3 separate regions of the Homo sapiens genome follow, and all the other regions are linked to region 1. Evidence: chromatin loops called from intact Hi-C (ENCODE). Cell type or tissue: endothelial cell of umbilical vein. All regions are shown on one strand.

Region 1 (8,000 bases):
AAACCACAGAGATGCACTGACGTAGAGAAACCTGAGGCCATCTGTCCCAATTTTCTGAGATGCTGCTAGACTTTGTAGCACTTTTTTCTGCTGCAGGAGCTCAAAGCCCTTTTGAAAATACATTAATATCACAGAGGATATGCTTCTAGCAACAGGAAGGGCCTTTAACAAAGAAAAGGCACACTGTCCCCCTTCAAAGTATTTTACTGGGAGGTTATATACTTAGTCCCAGCTGCTAGTGCTTAGGGATATATCGTTTCTTTAACTTTTTTTTTTTTTTTTTTTTTTTTTTGAGACAGTGTCTTCCAGGCTGGAGTGAAGTGGTATGATCTCAGCTCACTGCAACCTCCACCCCCCCATGGCTCAAGCAAACCTCCCACCTCAGCTTGCCGAAGTGCTGGGATTACAGGTGTGAGCCATCACGCCTGACACATTTTTTCTTTATTCCTAAAATTCATTGAATCTTTATCCTTTAAGATGAATGATTGTGTGAAATAGCTTAAAGTCCTTTGTTCCTAATTACAGTGATTAAAGTAGTGATCAGACACGGTATAATACCATTTTTAAATAATAAACTAAATAAACTGGACATGGTGGCTTATGCCTATAATCCCAACACTTTGGGAGGTCAAGGTGGGAGTATCGCTTGAGGCCAGGAGCTCAAGACCAGCCTGGGCAACACAGCAAGACCTTGTATCTAGAAACAAACTTTAAAAATTAGCCCAGTAGGCCGGGTGCGGTGGCTCACTGCTGTAATCCCAGCACTCTGAGAGGCTGAGGTGGGCAGATCACCTGAGGCCAGGAGTTCGAGACCAGCCTGGCCAACATAGTGAAACCCCCTCTCTACTAAAAATACAAAAATTAGCTGAGTGTGGTGATGGGCGGCTGTAATCCCAGCTACTTGGGATTACAATTGTCCTGCTGAGGCAGGAGAATTGCTTGAATCCAGGAGGTGGAGGTTGTGGTGAACAGAGATGGTGCCACTGCACTCCATCCTAGGCAACAGAACAAGACTCCATTGAAAACAAACAAACAAACAAAAAACAAACAACAAAACAAACAAAAACAAACAAACAAAAAACCATAGCCCAGTATGGTGACATGTGCCTGTGGTCCCAACTACTTAGGAGGCTGAGGCAGGCAGATCCCTAGAGCCCAGGAGGTTGAGGCTACAGTGAGCTATAATTGTGCCATCCAGCCTGGGTGACAGAGTGATAAATAAACTAAATAGGTAAACTCAATAAACACATAAACTAAATAAATTGATTTCCTCACTTGGTTCCTTATGGAGGCTCTTCATAGACAGCTGTCAACCTCTTACTGTGTTGGACACTGAAAGAGGAATGGATGGTTTCCATGGTCCCTGCTGTCAAGAAGCGTACATTAGAAGGGAATACTTACTCAAGCAAACATGCTTCATTACCAGCAAAAGTGAAATACTATGACATGTGAGAAGAAAGCAAGCCATCTTTTTGATTTGAAGAATAAGGAAAAGCATCATAGGAAAAGTAGCATCTTAGTTGGCCGTTGGAGGAAAAACAGAATTTTAATAAGGAAAGAAAGGCATAAAAAGAGCAATCCAAGCTGAATAAGAATAACAAAGTCATGGAGATGTGAAAGTGCAGGGTAAGTTCAGGAAATAGGAAACTGCTGTGTGGTTAAAGCAATGGGCACGTGGGAGATGGTGGTGGAAGATGCAACCCGATCAGGCAGGAGCACAAACATCAGACTCTGGATTGCATCAGACCCAGGAGAGTGTTTTCAGTCAGATTTTCAACAATGACAGCCTTGTTAGAATAAGTGGGTGGCTTCCCCTGATAACTACTTTGAAGGACAACATTCACTGAGGTGCTTAAGTTCTAGGACTGCTTAAAACCAAATCAGGTCCCATTGCTTGATAATTACAGCTGATAAAATCATGTCTCTGTACAGGAAAATTTAGCACCAATTAGTTAAATCATCAGGCTTCAGAGCAGAGTCATCAGCAAAGCCACAAAGGAGGAAGAGGCTTAGTCCTGCTGGGCAGTCTGGCAAATGAAGTTACTAAGTATAAACATAAAGTCTTCCAGGCACTCCCCTTGGGAAAATCTGTTTCTCGCTTGGGGGAACTGGAGAGGTCTCTCCTAGGATCAGGAGTTACAGGGGATGAGGATGGTGGGGGTAGGGGTGCATGGACTGAGTTTGGGAAGGACCTAGCATCGTGGAGTGCTCAGGTGCAAAGGAGAGAAATCAGGAAAGAAGCCCAGTTTATCTCTAGCACCAAGGTAAGATGGAAATGGTGGGGGCACTGAAGGAAGATTGCAACTTGTTCAGCCTCTGGGTGCCCAACATGCATACCAAAGCCTCAAGATAGAGCACCCATGACAGCACAACTAATTCCAAATGCTACAAGCTTGTGGTTCAAGGCTACCAATAAAATACCCTTAGTCCCACCCACAAAGTTTCTAATTTAGTGAGCTAAATTAGACCTGAGATGGGCTGAGAATTTGATTTTCTAAGAACTTCTGAGGTGGTGCTGATGCTGCTAGTCTAAGAACCTCCGACCTAGAACTTATGAACCACAGCCCTCAGGTGACATGTTTAGTAGCTGAATCTGAGAGAAACTGCAAAGGGTAGGAGTTGACAGTTTCCAGCTCAGACTACCTGAGGGGGATCTGTATGCTCCAGAGACTGATAAACATCAAAACAAGCAACAATCCAAGACAGATAGTGATCATGCAATAAAAAGAAGGCAGAAAGGGAAGGTTAAAGGAAGGAAGCAGAGAAGGAATCTGGGCCATTTGCCTGGAGACAACCACCCAGTAGAGCAGAAAGGAGCTGCATCACTAGCCAGTCACTCGGAAGCTACAGCTCTGTTGTCACCTGGCTGCATCTAGAATCATCTACGGAGCTTTCCAAAAATGCCAGGTGCTAAGCCTCACCCCCCCAAACAAATTAAATCAGAATCCTACAGATGGGGCTCTGACTGTGGGAGTTTCTGAAAGCTCCCAGATGATTCAAACGTGCAATTAGGGTTGAGAGTCGCTGTTCTAAGGGAAATTTGATCCTGTTTAAAGAAAGAAAGAAAGAAAAAATCCAATAGAGAAATCTGTGGAAGAAGCAGTCTATCTCTACTTAACTTAAAATGTAACAAGATTTCTAAAGTGATTGCTCCTCACCTTCTTACTCTATCCTTCCCAAACCTTCAAATTCGTTTACAGCTGTGGATACATCCAGCACTGTGCCTGAGCAGTTTCTTTCTTATTTATTTATTTATTTATTTATTTATTTATTTATTTATTTATTTTAAAATAAAGATGAGGTCTTGCTATGTTGCCCAGGCTGGCCTCAAACTCCTAGGCCAAGCGAACCTCTTGCCTCAGTCTTCCAAGTACTGGAATTACAGGTGTGAGCCATTGTTCTCAGCCTATGGAGCAGCTTCTGTGCTGTTGTGCTCCCCCATGCTTTGCTTACTGTGGATCATGATTACGGATTATGGTTAACAGCAGTCAAACAAGCCTTGTAGCTGAAAATATTGAAAGAGGCCTTCTCCTAGGGCTCACTCTCTTCCTGTCTCTCGGAGGTCTGACACCAAGACAAATGGTTTTTGTCTCTGCATAGCTACAAATCTATGGATCATTTATTTTATATTAGATTAAAAATGTGAGCTTAAGAGTCAATGCTGCCAAGCATGGTGCCTCATGCCTGTAATCCCAGCAACTCTGGAAGCAGAAGGATCTCTTGAGCCCAGGAGGTCAAGGCTGCAGTGAGCTATGATCACACCACTGCACTACAGCCTGGGTGACAAAGTGAGACCCTGTCTCTAAAAACATTTAAAAGAGTAAAAGTAAAAAAGGGTCAATGCCCTTACAAAAGAGATTTCTAGAGCATCTAGTCAAATTTTATATATCTATGTCTGAGCATACTGAAGAATAAGTGAAATGTTATATGAAACTGCAATATATAAATAGATAAAAAGAAGCATTATAGAACTGTGTATGATGTTATTATTTGTGTTAATAAAAGAAAGAGGTGGGGCAATATGGGGGAATATCTCCAAAAATATAGATAATAGATTGTGACATTGGTTTACTCTAATGTGGGGCAGATTAGTGAGGAGACTTTTTGCTATGTGCTCTTTTCTACCTCTTGAATTTTGAATCACTTACATGGATTACCTATTCAAAAATAAAATTTTTTGAATTAACTTTTTATAGTGGGGCCTGTTCTGGTTAAAACAGTCTGGACCTTCCTTTTCAACCTCTTCCCCTCATCCCAAGCCCTCACACCCAGACAAAGATCCATGAAGATTTCTAAACCCATGATGTTCCTCAGACGACGCCTCCCCCACATGGGGTTTGGTGGAGAACTGCTAAACCATTTCACTCCCACATTTTTGTTTTCTTATTTTTTGTAATGACAGGTCTCACTATGTTGCCAAGCCTGGTCTCGAACTCCTGGCCTCAAGCAATCCTCCCTCCTTGGCCTCCCAAAGTGCTGGGATTATAGGGGTAAGCCACCACATCTGGTCCAACCGCACATTTTTGAGCAGCCAGAACTGATAGAGAGAGAGACCCAGTGACTTGTTCAAAGTCACACAGCTAACATATACATCAAAATCTGATTATTTCTCCAGTGTTTTTTTTTCTTTGCCCCCTCAAACATTTAATCCTTTCAACACAGCCTCTCAGATACTTGATGAACTTCTATACCTATGCCAAAGAGATAGCATTAGTACAAACACAACAACAGCGGCAGAAAAAAATGTACGGACCAGACACCAACTAAGTAAACACAAGCCGCCCAGTCACAACATTAATTATACAACAGCAACAGTCCTCACCACTTGTGAGCTGTTTACCACTGCAGTATAAAAAGGTTTATGTAGCTTATCTGAGTGTTTTGTGGCATGCGTCACAAGACAAACATTTGGAAGATGAAAGCTCCATACACAGATTTCTTTGGTGCTGGCACAGCCCTAATGACCACTAGGTGGCAGTAATGTCCTAACAACAATACTGCTGCTGACCTAGAACCCTTAGAAAGTGTAACAATGAATTAATATCACACAACTGACTACACATCTGAATACACAGCCTTAGTACAAAGCTCCAAATAATTCATTCGTTTGATAAGTTGTGCTACCATTGTAACAGCTAAGAATGTTTTAGTTTATGTCACAAGTAGGCTCAAATCAACAGCCTTTGGGCAGAATCTGGTCAGCAATGTGTTTGTCTAGGGTAGTATTTGGTTTTGTTGTTTTGTTTTAATCTGTAATGCTTTTTGGCAAGCCCTCTCTAATTTGCCAGAACTCCCATCATTCTTCAATATCTTATTCCATGCCCCACACATGTGTATGGCCCTGGAAGGCATTTGAGATTGGGATCCCTGCTAGAATATCTTTGTCTGAAATACACAGTGACTGTGCATTGCAGTCTAGCTGGTCTGGTCAACTCTCTTGGGCTTTTCCACCTCCATTTATTTATTTATTTATTTTGGAGACAGAGTCTCACTCTGTCACCCAGGCTGGAGTGCAGTGGCATGATCTCGGCTCACTGCAACCTCTGCCCCCAGGTTTCTAGAGATTCTCCTCCCTCAGCCTCCTGTGTAGCTGCGACTACAGGTGCATGTGCATGCTTTTTTTTTTTTTTTTCAGATGGAATCTCCTGTCCCCCAGGCTGGAGAGCAGTAGCGCAACCTCGGCTCACTGCAACCTTCGCCTCCTGGGTTCAAGCAATTCTCCTGCCTCAGCCTCCTGAGTAGCTGGGATTATAGGAGCCCGCCACCACCCCCAGCTAATTTTTGTACTTTTAGTAGAGACAGGGTTTCGCCATCTTGGCCAGGCTGGTCTCAAACTCCTGACCTCAGATCATCCACCTACCTCGGCCTCCCAAAGTGCTGGGATTACAGGCATGAGCCACCATGCTCGGCCCTCCATTTATTTTTCCCTAAGTCATTTTGGAACTGTCCTCACAGAGTCGACAAGAATTGCATGCTGGGTTCTGAACAGAAATATAGATGTAATGAAATATTAATCAAGCTGTAATTTGATCCACTTTCTTGTTGCTGAAAATAACGTAGCACTAGATATTGATCATTGGCATCCCCATCGTTCCTATAGATAGGATTTCTTTTTTTATTATTATTATTAATTTATTAATTTATTTTTTTGAGACAGGGTCTTACTCTGTCACCCAGGCTGGAATGCAGTGACACAATCGCAGCTTGCTGCAGCCTTGACCTCCTGGGCTCAAGTGATCCCTCCCACCTTAGCCTCCAGGGTAACTGGGACTACAGGTGCATGCCACCATGCTCATCTAATTTTTTTTTTTTAATTGTAGAATTAAGGTCTTGCCACGTTGCCCAGGCTGGTCTCAAACTTCTGGGTTCCGGCGATCCTCCTGCCTCAGTCTCTCAGCCCAGCCTAGATAGTATTTCTGGCATTAGGATCATAAGACTTTAAGAATTGATTTGCATCTCCACTGCTCCTGTAGACAGGATCTCTGACATTAGAATCATAAGGCTTTTGTTTAGGAACCGTTTAAGATGTTTTTCAGATCCCAAATTCCAGCAAAATAGCTGATGCTAACCAGTTTGAAGACCCCCACTGAGGAGGAATGGAATTGGCATGAAAATACAGCTTCTTCATCTCCTTGCCCTGACTTCACCCTCCACTCTTTGATCAATCAATGATCTCCAAATTTCAGCCTACTCCCAAACCTCTATAACCCCTAGCCACAAATTCCTTTAGGAGGTGGATTTGAGGTTCCTTCCAATGTCCTCATTTGGTGGTCCTGTTATTAAACCTCATTCTCTGCTGCAACCCCATGTCTCGATCTATTGACTTGCTGCACATGAGGGGCAACAGGTGGCAAGGCAACAGACCTCCGATGGCTGCAATTTCTCTATCTATCTACAATGTTCTTCCCCATGGTTTTCCTTTTTTCTTTTTCTTTTTCTTGTTTTTTTTTTTTTTTTTTTTTTGGCAATCTTTCTCATTCCTGAAGGCTCAGGTCAAATGTCACCTCCTCCTTCCATCAGGAAGCTTATACCAGGCCTCTCTCCTCTAACATCCCATGGCACACAGAGCCTCTACTACTTTGTTGGTGCTTGTTTTCTGCTCTGTATTGTTAGTTGTCTTTTGTCTGTCTCAGCTCTTTGTAAGTTCCTGAGGAGAGCAGAGAAGTCGGCTACTTCTTTGTGTGGGCAATGGTTTCCAGTACAGTGTCCTACTCATGCTTGTATTTCTTCTGACTCAACAACTCTGCCAGAATCTCCTCCACATGGACTAAAGGGAGGCAGGATGATTTAGAAAAAGCTTTTTATAACATAGGACTAAAGGAATACAAGTCTATGAAAAATTAAAACTAAGCTAACAATTCCACTGTCTCCTAAAAGTACTAAGAGGATATATCATAGGGTACAGGATAAGCTCTAGAGTCAGACAGCCTGAGTACATAGCTTTGCTCCACCCTTAACAAGTTGTCTCACCCTGAGTAAGCCAACTTACTTGAGAAAATATTAATAGCACCTAGTTAAAAGGGATTTTTATTTGTTTGTTTTTTACTGTGGTAAGAGTACTTACCATGAGATCTGCCCTCTTGACAAATTCATAAGTGCACAATACATTAATGTTGCACAGCAGATCTCTAAAACTTATTCATCTTGCATAACGGAAACTGTACACTCATTAGAACATGAAGGTTTTTTTAAGAAATTCTACTTTGAAATAACTTTAGACTTACAGTAAAGTTGCAAAAATTGTAGTTTCTATATACACTTCACCCAGTTTATTGAAATATTAGTATCTTACATAAATGTAATGCAATTATCAAAACCAGGAAATAGACATTGATACAACAATATTAACCAAATCTACAGACCTTGTTTGAATTTCACCAGTTTTCCCACAGATTTCTTTTTTTTGATCCAATCCAGGATCTCATATTGCATTTAGCTATTATATCTTCTTCATCTTCTTCAATCAGTGATAGTTTTGGAAAATCCAGGACAGTTATTTT
Region 2 (8,000 bases), 150 kb before region 1:
CCCGCATGCATTGGGTATTTGTTCTAATGCTCTCCATCCCCCTGCCCCCTACCCTCTGTGTTGTTGCCCTCCCTGTGTCCATGTGTTCTCATTGTTCAACTCCCACTTGTGTCTACTCACATCTTTCAAAAATTTCTTTCTCTTTCCCCAATAGCCACACTTTCCCCTTTAAATATTGAAGCCCTCAAAATCATCTTTGGAGAAAGGCACAGACTTGTCTACTGGGCATGTGTCCTTAAGCTTGGCAAAATAAACTTCTAAATTGATCGAGACCTGTCTCAGGTACTTTTTGGCTTACAGTTAACAACTCAAAGGAGTCTCAGAGTAAGAGATGATATTGTCTCTTAGGTCAGTCATCCCAGATGCCTGAAAGGGTGAGGTTGAATATTTACTGAGGCCACTCCTGCTTTTGGGACCTGACAAGACTGACAGGAAACCTGCAAACCTGGTTGATCTCATCCTGGGAGATACTCACACAATCTGATTAACTGGACTAATTATTAATGATTGTGTATATATATATTTTTGATGTAAAGGATCCATGGTTGAAAACCAGGGTCTGGCCTGTGGTGTTATGATATATATTGGTTTTCATCCATGGTTCCTTGTTCATAACTCCCAGAGCCCTTGTCACAGTCTTCTGTCACAATGTTGGGGGTGTTAGGCCTCAGGCGCAGGCCTCAGGAAATAGAATCTTTCTTCTGCTCTCCTTTCACCTGCTCCAAGGCAGGACTCTAATGTTCCCCCATCTTTCTGATTGTGGGTCTTAAGACCCTCCCAGGAGAGAATCCCACCCTGTACCCTAGGGGGAGGAATGCTGACATCATGGAGCTTCCATAAAAACCCAAGAGGGCAGAGTCAGCGAGCTACCAAGCTGAACTCTGAACGTGTGGAGGTCCCTGAAGGGCGGCACATCCAGGGAGGACGTGAAAACTCCCTGCCCCTTCCCCCATACCTCACGCTACATGTCACTCCTTCTTCTGTATCCTTCGCAATATCCTTTATAATAAACCAGTACATGTAAAAAAGAAAAAAAAAGAAAGAGGCCGGGCGTGGTGGCTCATGCCTGTAATCCCAGCATTTTGGGAGACCAAGGCGGGTAGATCACGCGGTCAGGAGCTCGAGACCAGCCTGGCTAACATAGTGAAACCCCGTCTCTACTAAAAATACAAAAATTAGCCAGGCGTGACGGTGGGTGCCTGTAATCCCACCTACCCAGGAGGCTGAGGCAGGAGAATCACTTGAACCTGGGAGGCGGAGGTTGCAGTGAGCTGGGATTGTGCCATTGCACTCCAGCCCAGGGGACAGTGCGAGACTCCGACTCAAAAAAAAAAAGAAAGAAAGAAGAAAAGAAGAAAGGAAGAGAGAGAGAAAGAGAAAGAAAGAAAGAAAGGAAGAAAGAAAGAAAGAGAAAGGAAGGAAGGAAGGAAGGAAGGAAAGAAAGAAAAAGAAAAAGAAAGAAAAAGAAAGAAAAGAAAGAAAGAAAGAAAGAAAGAAAGAAAGAAAGAAAGAAAGAAAGAAAGAAAAGAAAGAAAGAAAGAAAGAAAAAGAAAAAGAAAGGGCTATGTTTGTATAAACATGTTTTTAAAATTATCACATTATTTGCTAATATAAACTTAGTATACATAATATATTTATGAAAATAAACTACAAGGAAATCAACTTTTGTGTTGTTAGGATGAATCTCTAGCTATTGAATCCCTGAAACCTTAAGAAGCAAATTTTTGGAGGCCAGTCAAGTCCTCTATGTGAATCCCCAGGACTGGCTTAAGGAGCTTTCACCCTGAGAAGTCATTTAACTGAGAGCATGGAGAGGGTAGTGGAAACGACTCAGGCATTGTCACCAAACCAACCTGGGCTTTCATCCCGCACACCCTGTACTATCTGTGAGAAGCCAAGAAATTGACACAATTTTTCAGAGCTTGTTTCCTCAGACGTTACCAATAAAATGGGAGAAAAAAAAAACTCCTTGGGATTATTAGAAAATCAATGACATATAATGTGCAGTAGAACACAGCAAAGCACTGGACCAGAGTGAATAATAAATAATAAATAGAGTTGTCTGTCCTTGCCTTTCTTTTAACCAGCCTTCCAACCTCACAGATATGACTATACCAGCTCATATTGGATCACATGCTCCACATAAAATACTCTGTGTCTGTATATGCAGGACTATGAAAAAGGTATGCTTTGTGCATATGTTTGATGCCCTTAATTGCAGCTTCTTCCAGACTGCTTCTTATTTTCTCCCACCTTCTAATCTGGCAGTACTTTAGAGGGTTCAAATTGGCTCTGACCCTAAAATAACTTACTTTTGCTTCTGATAGTCCATAACAAGAAACATTTTTATGGAATATAATGGAGAGCTGGCAGCAGGCTGAGAATCTAACACAAGACTTTAAATGCTGCAGTTATCCATCAGTCACACTATAGAGCAGGTCACGCATAATAAACAGCTGCTTTATTAGGTTGATGGAGTATGCAGCAAATACAAAATGACGGAAAGCAGCTACAGACCAGAAGCTGAGAAGTCGCAGGAAAATGTGCTGGTGTGGGCCAATTCATGGATGCCATTGACAATCATGCCAGAGATCAGTTCTGACCAGCACACATTTCTATACTGGGAAGCCCCGGGACATTCCAAGCGCAAGAGCCAACCATCCCTGCAGGGAGGACAACCAGTATCCAGACCAAACTCTTCTGTCAGTTGGCTGCAAAATCTACTTTTCTCAATACTGAGATGCTACTAAATAAACATGTAACATGAATAAAGATAAACTATTAAAAGCTTATTTTCATGTTAAATTAGCAAGGATATTTGGGGATTTGTTTCATGGCTTTAATCCAGGCATATTCCTCCCTCATCTTTTTTTGAAATAGACTCAAGTTCTGTTTCTGACTTTATCCTGGGAGCATTTGTTTGTGACATGCAGAAAATGGGAACTGAATAGCCAGCAAGCCAAAAAGGGCAGACGATGCAAAGTCTATAAGGCAAAATGGAATGTGGGGAACAATTAGACGGCTCAAACTCTTCTCCTTCTGAGCACCACTGCATTTCCTTTTATTCATATTGTTTTACTAACCATCCCCCACCCCATAGGAGGAAAGGGATCAAAAGCTCATCAGCTATGCTAGCTTGAGAGTTGTAATCCCGACAAGCCAGCTAAAAAGTACACAAGTTTTTAAGTATATGCAAATGTGCACTGGTTCCTCTACTAATCTTATTTTGCCTTCTTTTTTAAGAATACTTTTTGGTTTTTTTTCAGACAGGGTCTTGCTCTGTCACCCAGGCTGGAATGCAGCAGTGGGATCTCTGCTCACTGCAACCTCCACCTCTAGGGTTCAAGCAATTCTCCTGCCTCAGCCTCCTGAGTAGCCGAGATTACAGGCGGATGCCACCACACCCAGCTAATGTTTTTGTATTTTTAGTAGAGATGGGGTTTCACTATGTTGGCCAGACTGGTCTTAAACTCCTGACCTCAAGTGATCCACCCACCTCGACCTCCCAAATTGCTGGGATTACAGGTGTGAGCCACCACGTCCAGCCTAGAATATAATTTTTTAATGTGATTCCATTTTATACTATGCCATTGTGACTTTGTGATCCATAAGGATGTCACAGAAAAACATACTATTGAAATCATGAGATTATAAGAGTATATGCTTAAGACTACGTCCAGCCAAATTACAGTTGATCATTTCATGGGGGAAAAAAAAAGAAAGCTTTTGCTCGTTGATCTATGCTTTTTCCATCTTAAAATTCCTTATGTTAGTATTTCAAGTCAATTTTTGTTTCCCTGCATAATCCAAGCAATTGCCACAATTTTCCATTTTACTTTGCAAATATTCATACATCAGGCATAACATTTTGCAATGATCTATCACAACCAGTTAAGTCTGTCTCTATAAACAGTAACTTTATTTTCTGAACCAAAAACAGGCCACCTGGGCTGCTGGGAGGGCAGAGTGCTTTACACCCAGCCTGTATCCCTGATTCACTCCCTTCTCCATCAAATAAGTATTCAAAACTGCCACTAGTGTTATCTTTCTAAACTGGAAATCAAATCAAGTCACTCCCATGCTTCAAACCTCTTGATGTCTTCTCTTTTTCTGTAAGATAAAATCTAAACTTCTTGGTTGAACAAGCAAACCCCCAAATAGCCAGGCTCAAGCCATCTCTTTCTGAAAAGAGAATCCACTTCATAAGCCCTTCCATCCAGCCATTCTCAACTTCTTGCCCTGGCTTAACGCAGCCTTTTCCAGATTTCATATCTTTGTACCGGCTATTCTTTCTGTGGAAATATTCTTACTCACTCCCAGTCCCCCTCACCCCCACCCATACACACACTCACTTCTACTTATTCTTCAAGACAGATTCCAATGTCTCCTCAGGGTATCTTTCCAAGACTTTCCCAGGCAGTTAGTTGTTTCTTAACAAGTTATTTGTGCCTATATCAAAGCACTCACAACATTTTATATCAATTTATCTATTTATACATTTATGTCTCCTTCTAAGCTATAGCTCTCTACAGTTTTAAGTAGACTATTTTGATGGATAACTCCAAATTGTAACTGTCTGCTGGAAGCTGGAGACTATTTTTGCCTCAGGCTCATGAGGTGAGTTCTATCAGGATCAAGGCTACCACGTGGGGGAGATGTTGTAAAGAGAGTACCAGCACTGGGGCAGGGAAGGGACGAAACAGTGATCTTTAATAATTCTTTGATAACTTTAATTTTTTAATGACTCTTCCACACCTAAGATGATGAGCGTAGGACAATAGAAATAGCCTCACAACAATCTTTTTGGTTCATCAGTAACCAGCAGCCATAAGCCAGGGCTGCCATAAGGCTTCACTACAGAGAAAGGCAGCATACTTCTAGCTAATTTATTAAGTTGAGACTCCACATTAGACACAGTCTGGGGTTAATAGCTGTGATTTTTCTATCTCTAAAAAGCTAATTACAAAGACCTATCATTCCCATTTTTGTTGGTAACTAAAGCAGTTCAAGAGGTATGCCTATTGGGGAAGTAGGAGAAGTTAGAGAGGCTTAATTGGGATAGTTGCTAATTCCAAAGAAGAGGAAACATAATAACAAAAATGCTTTTTTTTTCATTACAAAGAAGTTCTCTTTGAACTACAAATATAAGCTCTAGACAAAATGCATTGGCCCAAATATTTAGATTCCTGCTGACAGTCAGAGTCAGTGGTGGACTGATGTCATGCCAACGGACATGCAGTGTGAGCCTTTAACTTAAGAGTGCTAGGGCTAATTAGACAGGAAAATTACACCATGCCACATCCAGTTCTGGAATGTGTATTTCCACTACAGAATAGATAACAACAATGTGTAGCAGTACATCTCACATCTTCAGACTTGATCTAAGACAAAGAACAAAATACTTCAGGAATAATTCCTGAAGAACAGAATGGGATTCAGCCTTTTTTGCCTCTTCACAAACCCTTAAAAACAAAAAAGGCAAGCAAATCTTTTTTATATCTTAATTTTCTTCCACTTTATTCACAAGTTATTTTTTCCCCTTCCTCCTATGGGGTGGGGGATGGTTAGTAAAACAATATGAATAAAAGTAAGCCTCCTCTGTTGAGTTTCTGGTATAGGTGCAGAACAGTGCCAGCCTCTGTTCCTGGTAGCTAGACACTGTGCCTAGTGTGGAAACTCCACACATGCACTCTCCAGTGTCTGGGAAAGATGCCTCCAGCTGACATAGACCAGTCCCTGCCTTGCCCAGAGTCTGAAGCCAGTTTTATCCTGAGTACCTCTCCTCACACCGTGGGAATTCTGATTTTATTTGGTTCTAAACCCCAGTTCGCTGCTAGCTGGAAAGACAAGAACTAGAATCCTGTGCCTCCTCTCCATCTTTAGGAACCTCTACACACTGCAGAGTTGCTAACACAGTTTTCCTAGAAGCAATCATCTAAACCAAACCTATGTCACCAAAAAAGCAGAGCAAAGGCTGGGTGCAGTGGCTCTCACCTGTAATCCCAGCAGTTTGGAAGCCAAAGGTGGGAGGATTTCTTGAGCCCAGGAGTTCAACACCAACCTGGACAACATAGCAAGACCCTGTCTCTAGAAAAAAATACAAAAATTAGCCAGGTGTGGTGGTGCATGCTTGGGCACCAGCTTCTTGGTGAGGCTGAGGTGGGAGGATTGCTTGAACCCAGGAGTTCGAGGCTGCAGTGAGCTATGATCATGCTACCGCACTGAACCTGGGCAGCAGAGCAAGCCCCTGTCTCAGAAAAAAAACAAATTCTTACAACCCCAATAATAAAAAGATAAATAACCCATTTTCTAAAAAAAAAAAAAAAGCAAAGCAAAGAGATAATCAGAAAATAAGTATCTAGAAGAAGGGAAGTATCCAAGAGCAGTGTTCATAGCATCTGATGAGAATTTCTTGTCATCTCCAGTCAAAATTTTAAAAATAACAGCTCCATCACAAAATTATTGTCTTTCCTTATCAGTACATTTGGAAAAACTAACAGACCTTGGTCCCAAGATGTTCATTCAACTGTGGAATTCAGTTCATCAGAATCTCTACAATTTATGTTTTCTAACTATCTCTTTCTAGAATCATCAAAAGTAATTTAGTGCTGATATATGAACCAAATGAAAGTTGTTCTGAGACAACTATTACTCAGGTCAAATTACTTTAATGTCAACTATGTTAATAATAATAGCTTTTCAAGAAATCCTTTATGGAACAAATGACCTTCAGTTTTTGCTCATTGTTCCACTGAAACAACTGAAACACAAGTGAAATATACAGAGAAAGCTCTACAGATCATAGCACCATCTGCATCTCATGCCCATCCTGTTTCACTTCCTTCTCAAAATTATGGTTCTGCTTGACTTTTCCTAGTGATAAAAGTTAAAATAAAACCTGAAAATAAAATATGTAAACCCACGATTATTTATAGTTGCCCAATTTCTTATGACACAGATTTGATCCAGTTCTGCATGACTAAGAAAATTAAGCATGAAACATCTCTTTCAACAGACTTCTCAAGCACTGAGATGCTTTGCGGCAATTCGACACGTGTGTTGGTAGGAAACAAGAAATACAAAGATAGATGGCATCATCTGAAAAGAAAAAAGTGAGGGCCTAGGTCTATGGAGGCAGTTTAATCACTTGCAAGCAGTTTATCATTCAACATAATAACACAGGCCCTAAAAAGCCTGCTCTGACACTCTCATTTGTCCTGTGATAGACTGCTCACTGCATGGGAATTTAATATCCCCAATGCAATCAAACTTTGTGGTGCACAGAATTTGTCCATCATCTATAAGCTAGAAGTCACAATACAACTCACTTCACTCACCAGGGCAGGATGCTGCAAGGGGCCACAGTCTGTCACTGACAGGTTGGTTCTCAACCCAGCTCCCACATAAGACTCATTTGTGAATGCCCAGACCCCACCTCAGAATGTATGAAGCCAGAGCATGGACATTTTTTTTCTCAAAGCAGGTGATTCTATCATAGAGCTTTGTTGAGAATCATAAGGATTCAACATTTGACCTTTCAGCATGATTGCTGGTGGTGTTTTGAAATTTGGTTCAAGGGCAGAGAATACACTACCTTCCAGAAAACTAAAGCAGCCTCATTTGTGAGGCTACATAATAGTTTTCCTTGTAGGTGGGCAGCCCTCAGGGAGTTCTCTGATGGGGTATAAATCTCGTTTTCCATAGAAACAAGCAGATCTCCTGGCTGTTCTGTTCCTGATTAGCCTGGCACAAAAATCTCATGTCCCAGGCAAAGTAGATGTTATTATCATTAGTTTATAAAGAAATGGAAAATCTGAAAGGTAAAATGGCTTGCCTAGTTTCATATTGCTGGCTGAAAATTGGCTGGCTCAAAGCAAAGATTACAATTTTCTATCTCTAAGTTTTTTCCTGATCTTAAAATGTATTGTCTACTGTGTTATCTTCCCATATGAATTAAATTTCAGGTTTAGGAAAATAGGATGTACTCTTTAAAAATAAAA
Region 3 (8,000 bases), 68 kb before region 1:
CCCCAGCCTGCACAGATGGAATCATGGGAAGTTCCCTATGATCAGTTGACAGAGGAAGAGAAGACTAGGGTCTGGTTCACAGATGGTTCTGCACAATATGCAGGCACCACCTGAAAGTGGACAGCTGCAGCACTACAGCCCCTTTCTAGGACATCCCTGAAGGACAACGGTGAAGGGAAATCTTCCCAGTGGGCAGAACTTGGTTGGGCAATTTTCATGGAAGGATAAATGGCCAGATGTGTGATTATATACTGATTCATGGTCAATAGCCAATGATTTGACTGGATGGTCAGGGACTTGGAAGAAGCATGATTGGAAAATTGGTGACAAAGAAATCTGGGGAAGAGGTATGTGGCTGGACCCCTCTGAGTGGGCAAAAACTGTGAAGATACTTGTATGCCATGTGAGTGCATGCCACATGCACCAACGGGTGGCCTCAGCAGAGGAGGAGTTTAATAATCAAGTGCATGGGATGCCCCACTCTGTGGACACCACTCAGCCTCTTTCCCCTGTCATCACTCAATGGACCCATGAGCAAAGTAGCCATGGTAGCAGGGATGGAGATTACACATGGACTCAGCAACATGAACTTCCACTCATGAAGGCTGACCTGGCTACAGCCACTGCTGAGTGCCCAATTTGCCAGCAGCAGAGACCAACACTGAGCCCTCAACATGGCACCATTCCTTGGGGTGATCAGGCAGCTACCTGGTGGCAGGTTGATTATGCTAGACCTCTCTCATCATGGAAAGGGCAGAGGTTTGTCCTCGCTGGAATAGACACTTACTTCAGATATGGGTTTGCCCATCCTCCATGCAATGCTTCTGCCAAGGCTACAATCCGTGGACTCATGGAATGCCTTGTTCACTGTCATGGTATTCCACACAGCATTGTCTCTGACCAAGGCACTCACTTAAGTGGCTAAAGAAGCATGGCAGTGGAATCATGCTCATGGAATTCACTGGTCTTACCATGTTCCTCATGATTCTGAAGCAGCTGGATTCACAGAACGGTAGAATGGCCTTTTGAAGTCACAATTACAATGCTTACTAGATGACAATACTTTGCAGGGCTGGGGCAAAGTTCTCCAGAAGGCTGTGCATGCTCTGAATCAGCATCCAACATATGGTACTGTTTCTCCCATTGCCAAGATTCACAGGTCCAGAAATCAAGTGGTGGAAGTGGCACCACTCACCATCACCCCTAGTGATCAACTAGCAACATTTTTGCTTCCTGCTCCCGTGATCTTACGTTCTGCTGGCCTAGAGGTCTTAGTTCTAGAGGGAGGAACGCTGCCACCAGGAGACACAACAACAATTCCATTTAACTAGAAGTTAAGATTACCACCTGGACACTTTGGGACCCTCCTACCTTTAAGTCAACAGGCTAAGAAAGGAGTTACAGTGTTGGCTGGGGTGATTGACCCAGACTATCAAGATGAAATCAGTCTACTACTCCACAATGGAGGTAAGGAAGAGGATGCATGGAGTACAGGAGATCCCATTAGGGCATCCGTTAGTATTACCATGCCCTGAGATTAAGGTCAATGGGAAACTACAACAGCGCGATCCAGGCAGGACTATAAAAGGCCCAGACCCCTCAGGAATGAAGGTTTGGGTCACTCCACCAGTACAAAAACCACAACCTGCTGAGGTGCTAATTGAAGGCAAAGGGAATACAGAAGTAGTAGAAGAAGGTAGTTATCAATACCAGCTACGACCATGTGACCAGCTGCAGAAATGAGGACTGTAATTGTCATGACTATTTACCCCTTCTTTTGCTAAAAACATGTTTGTGCATGTATATATACACTTGTACTAAGAAAAAAATCTTTATTTTATTTCCTTTTCTTTTATCATGTGACATAAGATTTATTAACTTCATATCAGCATTTAAGTATTGTTAACTTTATGTAATAGTATTTGGGTTGGGGATTGGTGTGTTTCTGGTTGTACAAAGGATAGTTGTATTATGTTAGGCATAATTATGACCTTATTATTGTCTTTATTTGAAGATTATGCATGACCTCAGGAGATGCATATAGGTTCAAGTCGACAAAGGGTGGACTTGTGATGGTTAGTACTGAGTGTCAACTTGATTAGATTGAAGGATACAAAGTATTGCTCCTGGGTGTGTCCGTAAGGGTGTTGCCAAAGGAGATTAACATTTGAGTCAGTGAGTTGGGAAAGGCAGATCCACCCTTAATCTGGTGAGCACAATCTAATCAGCTGCCAGTGAATATAAAGCAGGCAGAAAAACATGAAAAGGAGAGACGGACCTAGCCTCTCAGCCTACATCTTCTCCTGTGCTGGATGCTTCCTGCCCTCAAACATCAGACTCCAAGTTCTTCAGTTTTGGGACATGGACTGGCCCTCCTTGCCTCTCAGCTTGCAGATAACCTATTGTGGGACCTTGTGATCCTGTGAGTTAATACTTAATAAACTCCTCTTTGTGTATATATATATCCTACTAGTTCTGTCCCTCTAGAAAATCCTGACTAATACATCCATTGCAAGGAAAAGACATTCAATTGACCTCAAAAGATGAGTTTGTTTGTAAGCACAGATGTGGAGCAGAGCAGAACTAGAACTGGACCTGGAACCAGGAAGCCATCAGAAACTAAGGCAATTCTAGTGATCGTCAATTTTCTCTAGCACTTTCCTCTCGGCGATATAGTCTCTGGCAGGATATCTTTGCCAGCTCCTGCTTGTCCTCTCTTCATAACCCCACATGGAGCCTCTATGCATACTTTCAGCTTCAGCTACAGTCACCGACTATCTAATATTCTCAGTATTTTCCATTTCAAACACCTGAAAGAAGAAATACAACTGGATGGCAACCTCTGTCTAATGTCAAGTCAATAATCTAATATGTCACTAGCTAATTGTGGATCAAGTGCTCGTCTCTGTCCAAATAATAGTTACAAAGTAGGCAAGGAAGGGAGGAGAACAGAATGGCCCTGGCAGCACAGGAAAGTCTGCTCAGCAGTGGCTACGCACAGGTCTGTTTCACTGAGGAAGGACAGAGGGCCGGCAGCCTCCATGATTGACATCTCTAATGTAATGCCTTAGTTCTTTTGTCCTCAGGTATAAAGCAATGAGACAAAATGTTCATTTTGGCTGTGATAAAATCACAAGATTACTTTCCTAGAGTGTGAGGTTATAAAAGATTATAAACTATACGCAGGTCAGCAATTTCAGCCACAGTTAGAGCCCGGCTTTGAACTGCCTGGGCTTATTTAGAGCTCTTGAGCTCAAGATATCAATGTTCAGTCACTTCTGCTGCCTCTTGTGCCTCCTGGAACCCAATGCTCCGTTTCTGGTTCCTTTGTTTATCTCTGCCCTCTCTACTTCCTAAACGCAAAAAGTCCTTCTTAAACTTCCCAAGCTATTGGCGATTGTTAGTCATGATCCACAAAGCTCAGTTAAGGATAAACACTAAATTCAAGTTTTCCTGGTTGTCTAAAGAATGCTCTTCCCGTGGTGGCTCATACCTGTAATCCTAGCTCTTTGCGAGGCCGAGGCGGGAGGATCCCTTAAGGTCAGGAGTTCTAAACCAGCCCGGCCAACATGAAGGAACCCTGCCTCTAGTAAAACTACAAAAAAAATTAGCCAGGCGTAGTGGCAGGCACCTGTAATCCCAGCTACTTGGGAGGCTGAGACAGGAGAATTGCTTGAACCCGGGAGGCAGAAGTTGCAGTGGGCCGAGATCACGCCACTGCACTCCAGCCTGTGGGACAGAATGAGACTCAGTCTTAAAAAAAAAAAAAAAAAAAAAAAAAAAAAGAATGTGCTTCTACAATCTCCAGTTTCTGCAAGTAACCTTCCCTTTCCCAGGCTTGGAAATAACTAAAGGCTCGGGTAACTATCCCAATATAATGCTATTTTCCCAGGCCACAGTGACCCTTCATTAGTATTGTACTGAAAAAAAAAAAAAGGCTTTATCCATCATGCTTTCACCTCCAGCTTGCCTCCTGTCCCCAAAACCCCAGTCTCCTGCAAGCTACTGCAGACTCCTATTGGCTGGTCTATTGTCCCAACTATTGCTATTCTTTACTCTGCCACATGGTGGCACTGTTCTCTGACAGCTTCTCCCCTACTCCTGGTTTAAAAGATGATGATATCAGATTTGTGAGAGTTTCTCCCTCAGTCTAGTGTGGGAATGAATATTGCTCTGTATCAGACTTCCAAATGCAGGCTTTTCTCTCTCTGTTTTTATGCCCCCCTCTTTTAAGGATCTGCATAAAGGAATGTTTGAGCCTCATCTGCCTTCATTGAACTTAAAAGAGACTCCTCTCCTACTGAATGTGAACCAGGACCTAAAGACAGGATCCAGGCTCCTTGACTCTCCTAACTTAAATTCAGTTCCCTGACTCCTGCTGGAAGATGTACATTCTGACATCCTCAGGTGCATCCTTTAGTCACAAGTCAAACTAAAACTACATCCAACTAAAAGGCTTCTGCACAGCAAAGAAACAACAGTGTGAAGATACAATCTACTGGTTGGGGGGAAATATTTGCAAGCCATACATCTGATAAGGGGTTAGTATTCAAAATATATCGGAAACTCGAACAGCTCAATAGCAAAAAAAAAAAAAAAATTAAAAAATAGGCAAGGGACTGCAATAGACATTTCTCAAAAGAAGACATACAAATGGCCAAAAGATATATTTAAAAATGCTCAACATCACTAATCATTAGGAAAGTGCAAACTAAAACCACAATGAGAAATCACCTCATACCTGTCAGAATTGCTATTATCAAAACAGGCAAAAGATAACAAGTGCTGCTGAGAATGTGGAAAAAAGGGAACCATTGTATACTGTTAGTGGGAATGTAAACAGCCCTTATGGAAAAACGTATGGAGGTTCCTCAAAAAACTAAAATTAGAATTACCAGGTGATCCAACAATCCCACTTCCGAGTATTTACCCAAAATTGAAGTCGGTTTTTTGAAGAGGTCTCTGCACACTCATGTTCATTGCAACACTATTCACAATAGCCAAGTTATAGAATTAACCTAGGTGTCCAAAAACAGATGAATAGATAAAGCAGATGTGGTAAATACACAATGAAATACTATTTAGCCTTGTAAAATAAGGAAATTCTGTCATTTTCAAAAATATGGATGTAATTAGAGAGTGAAATAAGTCAGGCAGAGAAAAACAACACAAATATTTCATGTTCTCATTCATATGGGGAATCTAAAACAATGAAACTCAAAGAAGCAGAGAGTAGAATGGTGATTACAAAGGCGCGGAGTGTGGCGGCTGAAGAGGGTGTGGGAATGGGGAGATTATAGCCAAAGGGTGCAAAATCTCAGACAGGAGTAATAAGTTTGTTTTTTTTTTTTTAATCTAATGCATAGTGTGGTGAATATAGTTAATAAGAGTGTATTATACATTTCAAAATTGCTGACAGAGTAAATTTCAAAGGCTTTTACTGCACACACACACAAAAAATTTGCATCAATAGATACATTAATTGGCTTGATTTAATTATTCCACATTGAATTCAAAAATCATAATATGTTTTACCCCATAAATGTATACAATTATAAAGTGTCAATTTACAATTTTTAACAAAGTCATTTGTGCCATTTTCCCCAGGAGGCTCCCCACTGGTGACCGCTGGGATGTCCTCCCTCCAGCTCTTCACCACCCTCAAGATCTCCCTCCACCCTCTCTTCGAGCATACAGGGAGAAGAGCTAGGTTTGGGGATCAGAACTGCAGCTAAATTCCGGTTCCACCCTTACTGGCCACTGGCCAAATTCTCCTTGCTAACTCAGTTTCCTTAGCTACAAAATGAGGATAACAGTAGTAAACTTTAGAATTAAATGAGGTGTCATATGTAAAGCCGCTGACATAGTACTTGGTATATAGTAGATGCTCAGTAAATGCTAGCTCCCTTTTCTTGTCTCCTTTATTCAAGCCTGGCTCCTGCATTCTAAAATCTGTGTTTGTCCAGGCTCCAGGGCCCCTCAGTCTAATCCACTTTCCATATATAGCTCTATTGGTTTACTTATCTAAATAGCAATAACCAATATGATACACAGAAGATAAAGGTTTGACTACAGGATTATGAGAAAATGCAAACTTGTATTTTTTTTAGGATACAGTTTTAAATGATAAGACCTATTATTATCCAAAATAATAGTGGCTTCAACAAGGTTAAAGTTTTTCTCTCACAAACTGGAGTCAGGTGGTAGTAGCTCTGCATGCAGGGACCCAGGCCCCTTTTATGTTGTCACTTGTCTATCCTAGAGTATTGCACTAGTCTCTAAAGTCCAAGGGGCCTGCTCCCATATCTGCATTGCAGCCATCGGAGAAAGGGAAAAGCACAGAAGAAGGGTAAGCCACCTCCCGCTTAGGACACACAAGAGTTGTACAGCTCTCACTTCCTTCATATTTAGAATTCAGTCACTCAGCTCCAAGGAGGCTGAGAGGTCAAGGAGGCTGCTATGTGTCAGCTGAAAAGCCTATTACTACGGAGGAATGGGAGAAAACTGGCAGTTTCCGCTACAGAGCTAATTAGGAGTTTTTCTCCACCAAAACAAATAGCAAAGCCAGAATAATCCATGGAAGCCAAAAACTATCCAAGCTGCAAGTAATGACCCATTTGTTTCAAGCAAATCCATAAAGAAAATTTAACATCAGCTCCAAACATATATAAATGACAAAGACTTTCAGCTCAATCAAGGGAATATGGCCATATAAGAAAACACTAAACATTTTATCCTATAAAATCACCAATCCCTAAAACTGGTGGGAATCTTAAAAGAGATTTAGTACAAACTTCTGCTCTGTGCAAGAATTCCCTCTACAGTAATCTTGACTAAAGCTATCACCAAACATTTTCGGGTGATGACTTGAAGGTCGCCGTTGCTGGGAGTTGTGGGCAAAGGCAGAAAGAGGGAACCAACAGGAGACAAGGTTAAGAGCCTGCACTCGGGGCGCAAAGCCATGGGCAAAGCAAGGTGTGAAAGCCCCAATCCCAGGATCAGGCAAAAGTACAAAACACAGAGGGGGCAAGGGATTTTCATTGGTTCAGGTCTAGAGGTAAGTTTGCAAAAAGGTCATATCTTTCCTGCAACATAGTTTTGGAAGCCCCAGAATATACAATTTTGCCACAGGTGTCTATAACTAAAAAAGTAGCTCTGATAGGCTGGGCGTGGTGGCTCACGCCTGTAATCCCAGCACTTTGGGAGGCCAAGGCAGGCGGATCACGAGGTCAGGAGATCAAGATCATCCTGGCTAACAGGGTAAAACCCCGTCTCTACTAAAAATACAAAAAAATTAGCCAGGCATTGTGGCGGGCGCCTGTAGTCCCAGCTACTCGGGAGGCTGAGGCAGGATAATGGCATGAACCCGGGGGCGGAGGTTGCAGTGAGCCGAGATCGCGCCACTGCACTCCAGCCTTGGCTATAGAGCAAGACTCCGTCTCAAAAAAAAAAAAAAAAAAAAAAAAGTAGCTCTGATAATACTGAATTCAAAGAGACATTTGGGTGGAGATTTCAAGTAAACACCTAGAAACGTCTATTTGGGGCTCAGGGATAATGTCAAAACTGGATATATTTAATTAGCTGTGCAAAGGTTAGGCTTGAGATAGAGTTCAAAGAGCAAAAAGATACAGAAGTAGGAGAAGCTGGGAAATAATCTTGCTTTTAGAAAATGGAAAGTAGAAATATTACAAAAGAAGAAAGATGAAGAACAGTTTTTAAAATAAATAAACAGAAGAAAGGAAGGAGAGATAGAGAGAAGAAGGAAGAAAAACAAGTGGCTCTCATATGAAGTCCATGGAAACTAAACTGTAATAGTCATTCTAAAACTTGGCAGCTGGGTCTGCTTTCTAAGGCATCATTTTGGGGTGGCCTTTGTTCTGCATGATGTTATGGATAAAAACTGGAAGGAGCACCTAGCTCAGAAGGATTCCACATCCCTTTGTTTTGATGAAATTCCCCATCCTCCAAATCACAGGCTGGTTCCTACCCAGTTAAATTAA

What was found. A loop is a pair of places that touch in the nucleus more often than their neighbours do. Peaks named below come from ENCODE experiments on the same cell type or tissue, not always from the same donor. Only the 100,000 strongest peaks of a DNase experiment are listed, where the experiment ranks them.
Region 2: a loop joins it to region 1, with 15 times the contacts of the local background. A loop is called at or near these places in 2 of 110 quality-filtered maps.
Region 3: a loop joins it to region 1, with 9 times the contacts of the local background. A loop is called at or near these places in 8 of 110 quality-filtered maps.

The regions. Positions count from the first base shown.
Region 1 is chr1:101,285,579-101,293,578 of GRCh38, reverse strand. No RefSeq gene overlaps it. Among named protein-coding and RNA genes, the nearest start is that of LINC01307, 34 kb to the left of the region's middle. In endothelial cell of umbilical vein, a CTCF peak has its summit at 4,953 (motif pointing right); DNase peaks (open chromatin) are centred at 1,678 and 4,958; H3K27ac peaks cover 2,289 bases.
Region 2 is chr1:101,435,234-101,443,233 of GRCh38, reverse strand. No RefSeq gene overlaps it. Among named protein-coding and RNA genes, the nearest start is that of LINC01307, 120 kb to the right of the region's middle. RefSeq lists an enhancer at 6,679-6,848. In endothelial cell of umbilical vein, a CTCF peak has its summit at 4,635; a DNase peak (open chromatin) is centred at 4,653; H3K27me3 peaks cover 601 bases.
Region 3 is chr1:101,353,634-101,361,633 of GRCh38, reverse strand. All of the region lies in intron 4 of LINC01307 (long intergenic non-protein coding RNA 1307), which reads right to left. Among named protein-coding and RNA genes, the nearest start is that of LINC01307, 34 kb to the right of the region's middle. In endothelial cell of umbilical vein, a CTCF peak has its summit at 4,049 (motif pointing right); a DNase peak (open chromatin) is centred at 4,063.